2 separate regions of the Homo sapiens genome follow, and region 1 is linked to region 2. A link is a contact called in ENCODE Hi-C or POLR2A ChIA-PET data. All regions are on one chromosome and are shown on one strand. Each heading gives the region's core, a stretch centred on a gene start or an enhancer-like site at or near the end of the contact. The rest is flanking DNA. Distances are from core to core; before and after follow the strand shown. Region 1 has its middle 160 kb from the start of TNFSF18. Region 2 holds the start of PRDX6 (peroxiredoxin 6).

Region 1 (5,367 bases), core at 2,763-5,262, 580 kb before region 2:
GTAAAGAGACACATTCCTATGCTCAGAAAATTTATAAGATGCTAAGAGAGATAATAGGCACTCTCAAAGTATTACAAACTAAAAAGAAAGAGAACTAACAATTTCTAATAATGATAACAAACACATACATAGTGGTTATTGTCTCAGAAACTGCTCTAAGCACTTTACAAATATTAATTCATGTAAACTTTCCAAGCTTCCACTAAAGTAAGTAATATTATTATACCATGTTACAGAGGAGGAAACTGAGACACAGAAAACTTTGCCCAAGGTTGTGTAGCTAGAAAGTGGTAGAGCTGGGATTCTAACCCAGGAAATGTGACTCCAGAGTCTATGCTATACATGGTGATGCATGGTTATGTGTAAGGTAACTTCACAGGTTTTATATAGGAGAGAATAAAACATAGAATTTGGCATTATAAAAAAATAAAAAATATTATGAGACTTCAGATAAATGAGATATTATTTCTTGCTTGAGTGGTAAAATAATGCCTTTCTGGACAAGATAGTATTTGGAAATTATGGAGGATTTAGGCATGAAGTAATCAGGCAGGGACAGCCTTTGGGAGAGAGTAGGAGAGTTGGAAAAGCATTGAGTATATTAAGGAAATGAAGATTTTTTCCAGTTTAGTTGGAATATAGTTGTGTGTAGGAGATTAACTCAAGATAAGGCTGGAAAGTAGAATCCTAAACTGTTAGAACTGGCAGATGCCCTAAACATCATGTAGTGTTGCTCCTTGTTTTACTGACAAAGAAAATGAGGCCCAGAGATGGAATGACTGGGCATGATTCCAGTGGGGCTTTGGGTGGCATCTTCAGGACTGAAACTCTGCTCTTCCAACTCCCAGGCTAAGGGTTTTCATATTACACTGGATCAGATCATGGAGAGCCATATATATCTAAACAATGATAAAGTACTAAAGGATTTTGAGATAGGAAGGAGAAACTGGATTTGAATTCTAACTTCTTAACCTGCTAGTTGTTTAATTTGGGGTGGCGGGGGGGATGGGGATTTTACCTAACTTCTTTAAACTCAGTATCTTCATCTGTAAAATAGGTATGATAAAATGCCTAACTTGTAAGATTGCCACGACAAGTCAGTAAGATGCTTTGCACATAGTAGATGCTAAATAAATAGTAAAATCAATTTTTTTTCTTCTCCTTCTCTTTTCCTGTCTTTATTTTTTTTGGGGGGCGGGGTAAGCTTTCCATTCTTTCCATTCCTCCTCTTTCTCTTTTTCTTCCTCTATCAAATGGAAAGGTGAGGAAAGGCAGACATTGGCCCATTCCACCCCCACCTGCAGTGTGCTCCTCCTGTCCAGGATCTGCATTTCTTGGCCTGAAGGTTTCTAAGCCTTTGGGAGGATGCTTTACCTAGGTTTGTGTCAGGACAGAAGTCCCAGAATGTCTATTCACCCCCTAGAAGAGCCCTCAAACAATGACGGAAGAAATTTGGTGTATACATTCCTCCCTGGACACACAGTAAGATTCCTCTGTGGCAGCTCCCAGGCTGGTTCCTGGGGCTTTCCACAGGATTACTCTTTGGTCTGCTCCATTGTAGTAACCCTTGGTTGCTCCCCTTTCCTGTCTCACTTCTCCACTCCCCTGATGACTTTCCAAATAAACTATCAGTATGTGAATCTTTGTCTCAGTGTCTTCTTTTAGGGGATCCCATGCTAAGAAGGAATGGGTTCATAAATGATGGAACCAGGCTCTAGAAAATCAGGGAGGAATGAAAATAGAAGCATATATTGAGGGACTACTCCAGGGGAAGAGGAAGGATGTTTCACAGAGTTGGAAAGAGCAGTCTATTGATGGCCAAGCTAGCTGCCTTGCCTATGTCATCCTGCCCTCTCTGAGTTTTTCTTTTTTCATTCCAGGCCTAACCAACATAATCTCAGAATTCTCATTATCAGGTCTACTGGAAAATCCTGTATGGCAAGGCTGTTGGGCTGTCCTTTCCTTTCCAAGGCTGATGATATCTCTGGCTTTCTTGATAGCTGACTGAGGAGGAGGAAGCCACCAGTGCTAACATGCACTGTGATTCTGGGAAGAAGGGTATTCCCAAAGCACAGAGACACCAATAACTGTCATTTTCAGAATTACTGTGATGGTGCTGGTGGTGAAGGTAACCCAGAATAGTTGCCTGCATATTTAAAGGACAATGAGGTTTCTGGAACCATGGAGATGGGCCTGGGCAGGAATAGTCTTTTTCCTGAAACGACATGAGCTTTGCCAACAAAAACACAGAACTCTGGTAGCTTAGCCTTATTCTTGCACCAAGGAGAGTAAGGCTGGTCTTTGGCTCTTTGCCTGCTGGTGTTTGGCTCCTTGCCTGTTGATGTATCCTTATCCTAATTAGACCTTCTTTATGCTACAAGGCAGAATCCCAGAGAGGAGGCTGTGCATGAGGTGGGGTTGGGGCTGAGTGGGGGGAAGGTGTCTTTAGTAGACTCCTGTGAAAATATCTTTAAAAGTCTAGAGAACAAGGAGAGTAAAGCTGACTAACATTCAAAAGGACCTCCTAGCATTCCAAGTAAACAGAAACATCCAGATTTCAGTAAAGATTAAGACGAGACTTTCTGATAAGATTTGATACGTCGAGATCACCTTTGTGGCCAGATAACAATAAAACTCTTTTCCTGCAGTAAACTAACTACCTAGGCTACACAAATAATGTGAGAAATAGTTTCCAAAAATAAATAAAAATACTAAAATATAAATTAACATTTACAAAGAACTGCAACCAAATGACCATTAAACAAATACTTTCTGAAGAAAAGATGTAAAATGAATCAAAACATAAAAATTATAAAACAGTCTTATGATCTTATGATATACATAAATTACCTTTATGTTTAAAAAATCAGTAACTGGAAAGTTGTTATTTTCTGCCAATTTGTGATTTTAACCAATTTGTTTTGGTTTGTAAAGAAAGGGGTGGAAGAATACATAGCAAACGGATAATACTGTCCACTTCAGGGAAAGGATCAGCAAGGGACACAATGTTTTATTCGCTTGTATTGGTTTTCAGCCAATTTATGATTTTAACCAATTTGAGCAATTCAGTTGGATGGAGAAATTTTAGCTGTAAAATCAATACGAGAAAGTTGTTCATTTTCCCCAATGCTGATACAAGATCAAAAGACTTTCACATGCATGATTTCCAAAATGACTCAGTGAAATATAGAAATAAGACCTTAGAGCTGATGATTGACTGGTAGAAGGGGGTTTTCATTCTCTTATCTGGTGTAGCATGCCTTTGGATGTCCCTGTGTTTTAGGGCAGTATAAACAGTATTAATACATGATGACTTGGCTGTTGAACAAAAAGGGCCTGAGATATGGGCAATTGTGTGGTGAGAGGTATTCTTCAAAGACAAGCTCTTCAAGATGATTTCCTGCAGAGAATCCTATCAAGCCTGAATGAACAATGCAAGGGGTGACTGTCTTACAAGCTTCAGCGCAAAACATTTTGGTACCACAGTCTGTGGGTTGTTCACCTGCAGGACAGTAGCAAGGTAAGTCATAATAAAGCACTCTAGTGAAAAAAGAAGTGTCCACACAAGCTGAAGAGCAGATATGGGGTGTGTCAACAACACTGTCATATGATATGTGTTCCAAATTTCTTTGGTGGAAACACAGATGCAAAGATATTAACCGAAAGAGAGAGAAAAAGAGAGAGAGCGCGAGAGAGCGCGAAAGCCAGCTGAAACATTTTTATAGATCATTATGATATTAATTCCCCAGACTCAATACCACCAAAACTAGAAAAGGAAACCTGATCAAATTCTTTGCAAATTCTGAGTCATGAAAAACTTGTGAATAGTACTGTACATTTCAGATTACTAAATTAGAGCTCATCGGAGGATTTATATGACTGGTTACTGGTGAAAAGATCAGAGAATGTCCTTTCATCCATCAGTACTAACTGAAAAGGGAGTCGATTTTTTATAAGCAAAGGCAACAGGCTGAGCCATGTGTATTTCCTGAGGTGTTGCTTTGACATTTGAAAGTGAAACTCGACACTAGAAGCTTAGATGCGTCCGGTGAAAAACAATCTGTGAGCTGTGAAACTGCAAAACAATTCTGTGGATCATTCAGTAAAGTCATTTCTTCCTTTGGTTTCCTTTAACAATAGTACTATGATATTGACAAACTTGCTCTATTTGGGTGTTTTCTTTCTATTTTCTATTCTTTTGAGTGTTAATGAATTAAGGTGTCCATGAAATTAAACTTTTGGTGATAGAAATATAATTATTATAACTTTTATATTTACTAAAACTCTCTGCTTAATAAAATTTATGAAGGTAATGTATGTTTGGTGTAAGTCAAACAAATACAAGTGAATAAAATATTGTCTCCCTTGCTGATCCTTTCCCTGAAGTGGACAATATTATCAGTTTGCTATGTATCCTTCCACACTTATATTTATGTCTATAAAATGTATGTGGATTAATTTGCAAAAATGGCGAAGCATTCTTCTCATCCCTGTAGCATCTCCTTTTTGTAGTGCAGCTTTACTGCTCCTCCCACCAAGGAGTGGAGTCTATTTCTTCACCTTTTGAACTTGGGCTTGGCAGGGATGAATTCCTTTATATCACTGGGACATGACAAACAAAAATGATGACAAATGTGACATTGGGACAACAAATATGATGAAAACCACTTGCCTTGGGGCTTGTCATAATCACCATGGGAATTCTATTGTATCCATAGTTATGCATACAGCCCTCTAAATCATGAAACACAGTAATGTGTTTAAAAAGATTTCTGAAGTCATTGGTTTGAAGGAATAGATCTTGTAACAAGTGTTGTGGGATCTTGGGATATATATGCAATAAAATCTCTGAAATCTTTAGCTATTCACCTGTAAATATATGCTTTATTTTTAAGAGGACAAGAATTGTTATATGAGTCATGTAAGAATATATGATCCCTTTCCTTTAAAGGCTTTTGAATATAGCTGAAAAGATGAAGGTATTACAACACTCGCTTTTCATGTTTTTATACTCTATTCTCCATTTCAGCCAGTGCTCCATTCCCACAAATTTCCAAGTTTCCCATGCTTGCTTCGTCTTCTCATCTTGTAGGGACCATATAGGAGAGTGATGTGATAAATTAATTTACACTAACATGACAGGATTTTATTGGTTATTCTTTTGATGTGTATAATTGCCTTTTAAAAGAAACCTGGAGAGAGACTAACTAGAGCTTAATTGAAAGGCATGAAGTGATAATGATGGAATTTTAGGCCATAAATATCTGAATGTTGAAAGTTTACACCCAATTTCTTCCACCTGTCAGCCTGCCCTTAATACCTTCTTAGATAAAACAGTATTATTCCTTACTCCAGGATTAAATTATA
Region 2 (5,663 bases), core at 3,070-5,569:
ATTTCTTTCTTCAATAACAAATTAACCTTACCTTACTATAACTTTTTTACTTTATAAACTTTAAAATTGTTTTAATGTTTTGACTCTTCTGTAATAACACTTAGCTTAAAACACAAACACATTGTATAGCTATACAAAATACTGTATTTTCTTTTTTATATTCTTATTCTATAAGCTTTTTTATAATTCTAAAAGGTTATTGTCTTTTGAAACTTTTTAAACTTAAAAACAAAGACATAAATGCACACATTAGCCTAGGGCTTCACAGGGTCAGGATCCTCAAGACATCACTATGCGAAAGGAATTTTTCAGCTCCATTATCATCTTATGAGACCACCGTAGTATATGTGGTCCAATGTTGTATCACATGACTGTATAACTAGAGACATCTTGCTCTTTTACTCCCAGCTGTGGACAAACAAGAAACTTTGCTGTTGTGGCTGCAGGAAGGCGACCCAATGTTTCTCTAATACTTTGTACAACGTAGTCCTCATGCCCACTATGTGTAACAGGTCACAAATATTCATTAATAAAATATAGTCAAACCTTTAGGAGTTCACAATCTAGTGAGAGAGACAGGCATCATGGTGCACTGTTGTTTTTCCAAATGCCCATTGCTAATCTGTTCATTTTATTCTTCTGTCAAAGCAGTAAAGACAGAAGAGAAGATGTGAGTCATCCCAGAGTCACAGCCCTCTGGAAATGCCTGAAATCCATTCTTTCCTGTCCCTCAGATTACTGTAAGGACTTCAAGGTTCTCTCCGACCCTTATAGCTGTATGAAAACACTTTTTCTGATAGGAGAGCCTCCACCCTCTCTCTAAGGAAAGTAAATCCTTTCTTAGTCAAGCTCTCCCTTTTCCACACTCCGGTCTTTCCCTGGAATGTCTCCTCTGTCCTTCCTCCCCTCCTCCTTTCCCATTATACATCTCACTAACCCTCAGGAAAATAGCTTTAAAATTTTCCCTCTGGAATGGGGCCCAGTCCACAGAGCACCTACCTTTGGTATAAGTCAGATGTTAAACTCAATTACCTACGAAGGCCAGGCAGAACAGCGTTCTTCTGACTTTGTTTGCATATTAAGTTCATGGAACATTCTCTACTTTCACAAAGAAACATGATCATTTTTTTCTTGAAATATACAGCCCTTAGTTAAGCTTTCATTTGCACAGTTTTGACAGATAAGAATGCAAGAACTATTTCTTTTTCCTCCCAATTCTACTCTAATGTTAGTAACTGGCAGAGGACCTTCTGAGTAACAGAGAACATTGCCCTCTAAAAGGCTACTCAGCAGCCACTGTTTGCCAGATGGAACATGGGCCTGGTGTTGCTGTGTTGCTAGATCTTCTGACCTTTCAGGAGACAAAAATCCAGATATTTTTATGAAAAATCATGTTTTCAAAATGCTGATGTGGACGAAAGAAAGAGAGATCAGACTGTTACTGTTGTCTATGCAGAAAGAAGAAGACATAAGAAACTCCATTTTGTTCTGAACTAAGAAAAATTCTTCTGCCTTTAGATGATGTTAATCTGTAACCCTAGCCCCAACCCTGTGCTGGCAGAAACATGTGTTGTGTTGACTCAAGGTTTAATGGATTTAGGGCTACGCAGGGTGTGCTTTGTTAAAAATGTGTTTGCAGGCAGTATGCTTGGTAAAAGTCACCGCCATTTTCCAGTCTCAAGTACCCAGGGACACAATGCACTGCGGAAGGCCGCAGGGACCTCTGCCCAAGAAAGCCTGGGTATTGTCCAAGGTTTCTCCCCACTGAGACAGCCTGAGATATGGCCTCGTGGGAAGGTAAAGACCTGACCGTCTCCCAGCCTGACACCAGTAAAGGGTCTGTGCTGAGGAGGATTAGTGAAAGAGGAAGGCCTCTTTGCAGTTGAGATAAGAGGACGGCATCTGTCTCCTGCTCATCCCTGGGAATGGAATGTCTCGGTGTAAAACCCGACGTACATTCTATTTACTAAGATGGAAAAAACCGCCTTATGGCTGGAGGTGAGACATGCTGGAGGCAATACTGCTCTTTACTGCACTGAGATGTTTGTGTAAAGTCAAACATAAATCTGGCCTATGTGCACATCGAGGCATAGAACCTTTCCTTAAACTTATTTACGACACAGAGACCTTTGCTCACATGTTTTCCTGCTGACCCTCTCCCCACCATTATCCTATAGTCCTGCCACATCCCCCTCACCGAGATAGTAGAGATAGTGATCAGTAAATACTGAGGGAACTCAGAGACCAGTGCCGGGTCCTCCGTATGCTAAGCGCCGTCCCCCGGGCCCACTGTTCTTTCTCTATACTTCATCTCTGTGTCTTATTTCTTTCCTCAGTCTCTCATCCCACCTGACGAGAAACACCCACAGGCGTGGAGGGGCTGGCCCCCTTCAGTGGACAGCTAATTCAAGACAATTTAAAATGCTCCAAAGTCTAAAGCAAACAAGTTCACAGAGTGCAGAAGCATTGCCAGTGTACAGCTTCTGGCACTGTAAATTCTAATGAGTATTTTATTATATTTGCTTAATTTACAACAGACAATAATATAATTATGCCTTTGACAGACATCAATAATCTGTTTCTGTATTCATTCTCCATATTTATAGAGTATTGTGTTTTCTAGCTGATTTCCACAACATATTGTTAACAGTGCCTTAGGCCAAACTACTCTTCTTTCCCAACTATTCTCTTTCTTCCCTACAAAGGGAGTTAAAACAAGGAGCTGTTAAAACTTGGAGCCAAATTAGAGATTAAATTACATTAGCTTTAAACGGTTTTGTGAAGTGGCTAGAAATTTTTACCAGTAATCTTACTGCAAGTCCTGGGTCACTGAAGAACTCGGTAAATATGATTAGCATGCACGCACCAACACATCACTGTGATGAAAACGCAAATCACAGTATGTGAGTCACTACTCTCAACATTGCCATGCCCCTGCCTTAAACCTGCCAGCCCCATCCAGAGGATTTTTCTCATCTCTGAACTCCAATCATTTACACCTTCCCCCATCAGAATTTACCCTACATTTTATTATAATTGCATATAAATATGCCTTCCCTGTAACAGCAGGGACTGTGTTTCTCCACTGTATGGCCTGGCACAGTGTCCAGCACACAGCAGGCAAAGCAAGAGTTACTGCATGAGCCAGTGTCATCATCCAAACGATAGCTACCATTTCCAGAGCACCTACCGTGAGCTGACTAGTTTACCTACATTATCCTGGTGGCTTTCCCAGACCAGACCACCCAAACCAAAGCAGCCCCCCAGTCACCCTCTAGGCACATAACCCTATTTTAGTTCTCTGAATACGACTGATTGCTGTCTAACATATTTTGGTTTGTGTGCTTATTGTCTGTCACCGGTTTCCCTTCACAAGAAGGAAAGCTCCAAGAGGACAGGCATCTTATCTACCTTGTACTTGGCTCATAGCAAATAAATGAATCTAAGCCGCCCACCTCCCTGGGTGACAGAGTTGACCTGCACACAGTAGGTCTCAAAGAGTATGTTTTAAATTTTATATTTAGATTTCAAGATAATTGTGTTGAATATTTTATGGTTCATAACAAACAGAAAGGGGAGGGCAGAATAAAAATAAATAAAAGTTTAGTTACATTACCCTAGCACTGACATTGGTACGGGAATTTTTGCTGCAATAAGAAAGCCACTTCCTCTGACATAAGGTCACCCATACTTCTGGGTCTTGCCACATCCTCTTAGACAGTTCATCGTAGCTGGGCTGGCTGGGGCGGTCAGGACTCCAGACGCTCACACTAAAAGAGGGGTGGTAGTCGAGCAGTCACTCCACTCCTCTGTAGGGAGCTGGCCGCGAGTGGGTGCGCAGCAGGGTGCGCGCGGACCCGTGCAGCGCCCAGGGCGGCTGTGCGAAGCCGCCGCAGCCTGCGCGCCCAGGCGATTCTCCACCTTGGGGCTCGCCTTCCTGCCGCGTTCCTCTTCCTTCCATCCCTAAAGCGCGTACGCCCTGCAGAGTCAAACCTGGCGCATCCTCAAGCTTCCAGGGGGCAACGTGACCGAGCCCCGCATCACGTGTGCAGAGACGGCCTATAGTGTCTGAAGGATGCCACCTAGTCGCAGGCCCGGCGGCGCCACCAACAGCGACCGCGGTAGTCCAGCTCGCGCCGCGTCCCGGCCCCAGCCCGGCCCGGCCCAGCCCCGCCCCGCGCCCAGCCCCGCCCCGCCCCGCGCCCAGCCCAGCCCCCGCGGCCCGGCCCCCAGCGGCCGGCCTCCCGCGGCCCCGCCCCCGCCGCCCCAGTCCCCGCCCCTCGCGCCTTCGTTTATTCCTCCGCGCGCTGGGACAGGCTGCTTCTTCGCCAGAACCAACCGGTTGCTTGCTGTCCCAGCGGCGCCCCCTCATCACCGTCGCCATGCCCGGAGGTCTGCTTCTCGGGGACGTGGCTCCCAACTTTGAGGCCAATACCACCGTCGGCCGCATCCGTTTCCACGACTTTCTGGGAGACTCGTAAGTGGCCACCGCGTAGCCCTGTCCTGGCCTCGGTTGCGCCGGACTCGGAGGTGCCTTCCCTGTTTCTTCTCCCTGCCGTCCTCCCGGCCGCTCAGCCCCCTGCGCCGCCCTCGCCTTCCCCCGCACTGGTTCCGGCGCGCGCCAGGCCGTGTGGCCTCTGCTCAGCGTCGGCTGCGCTGCTGGGAGCTGGCACCCGTTCGGCCTGCCCTGCGCGGGCCACTCGATCCCTCCTGGCCTCCCCGCCTCCGGCGTGGCTGGGCAAGGCCACGCCAAGGTGGGGGGTGGGGAGGATAAAATTGTGTTCTGCGGGTTCTGGAAACTCACCGCCCGCGGGAGGGTTTGTTGTCCATTTAACTCGTCTTAGTAAACTGTGCAGGTAGCGTGGTCAGGCCGAGGGCGCAGGGGCGGGGCGGCATTGACGATCACTTCCCCGGACTAGTGCCCAGGGTCGCACCGCCCTCCCACCCTCCGTTCTGGAATTTGCTCCCTGGGGAGGATGGGTGTCTAAAGCCAAAGTCGGAGGACACAGCTGCTGGCTATAGGTTACAGGAAGGCCAACGTATCATCTGAGGGTGCAGTGGTATTTGCAGGCTTCTGGGCACAAAATGTGAAATTTAAAACCACTAGCTGCCAAGTAGGTGGCCGAAAGACTTTTTGTCCAGAGCCGCCTCCAATGGCCAAGATATGATTTGATAACAGCTTTAGGAAGAGCCAAGAACACTCTGCGTAGGTGTGCCTTCAGAGATTCCAGAACTTGCAACACTTGGAGGGAAGGACTTTCTGACGCTGTTCCGCTGGAGTGGCCTATTCTTGCTAGTGATGGCCGTTCCAGGCTCCAGGACACGTGTACTCCCCAACTTTGAGACTCTCTTGTTTTCCAGTGGCTTGCCCCTCACTGTCCCCTCCGCTTTCTACCTTGCTTCTAGCACATGAGCTTGCTGATGATAGCCAAATTGATGACCTGTGATCTGACTTGGCAGTTTTACCATTATGGATAGGAGTAGTAAATCGGTGTTGCCCTTTTTTTTTTTTAACAGCTCCTGAATCAGCAAACTGGAAGTTGCTTAGTTTTCATCAGAAGCATTCCAGGCATGTCTAGTTATATTATGGTTCTGGAGTACTAGTGGTCCCACTACACTGTGGGGCTCCAAGGCTTGACAACAGTTCTTCCCCAGATTATATC

Evidence for each region. Hi-C counts contacts between places; a loop is a spot of excess contacts on that map. ChIA-PET counts read pairs that join two places held with the same protein, here RNA polymerase II (POLR2A). Pooled maps may share reads with other maps.
Region 1: a pooled map shows a loop between it and region 2 (4-fold over the local background). The contact joins the enhancer-like site here to the promoter of PRDX6 in region 2. A Hi-C loop is called at or near these places in 7 of 50 pooled maps. POLR2A ChIA-PET finds 5 or more read pairs at or near these places in 2 of 52 experiments (BJ and activated T-cell).

The regions. Positions count from the first base shown.
Region 1 is chr1:172,891,344-172,896,710 of GRCh38, forward strand. No RefSeq gene overlaps it. Among named protein-coding and RNA genes, the nearest start is that of TNFSF18, 160 kb to the right of the region's middle. Within about 2 kb of position 4,013, at least 7 of the 41 ENCODE cell types and tissues checked have a DNase peak (open chromatin) inside an H3K27ac peak, as active enhancers do.
Region 2 is chr1:173,473,016-173,478,678 of GRCh38, forward strand. It overlaps PRDX6 (peroxiredoxin 6), which reads left to right and starts at 4,320. Exons shown (of 5, transcript NM_004905.3): 1 at 4,320-4,477. The coding sequence starts at 4,383. LOC100506023 (a long non-coding RNA gene) reads right to left here and starts at 4,140. Exons shown (of 3, transcript NR_037845.1): 1 at 3,617-4,140. RefSeq lists enhancers at 3,325-3,861, 4,359-4,518 and a silencer at 4,119-4,288.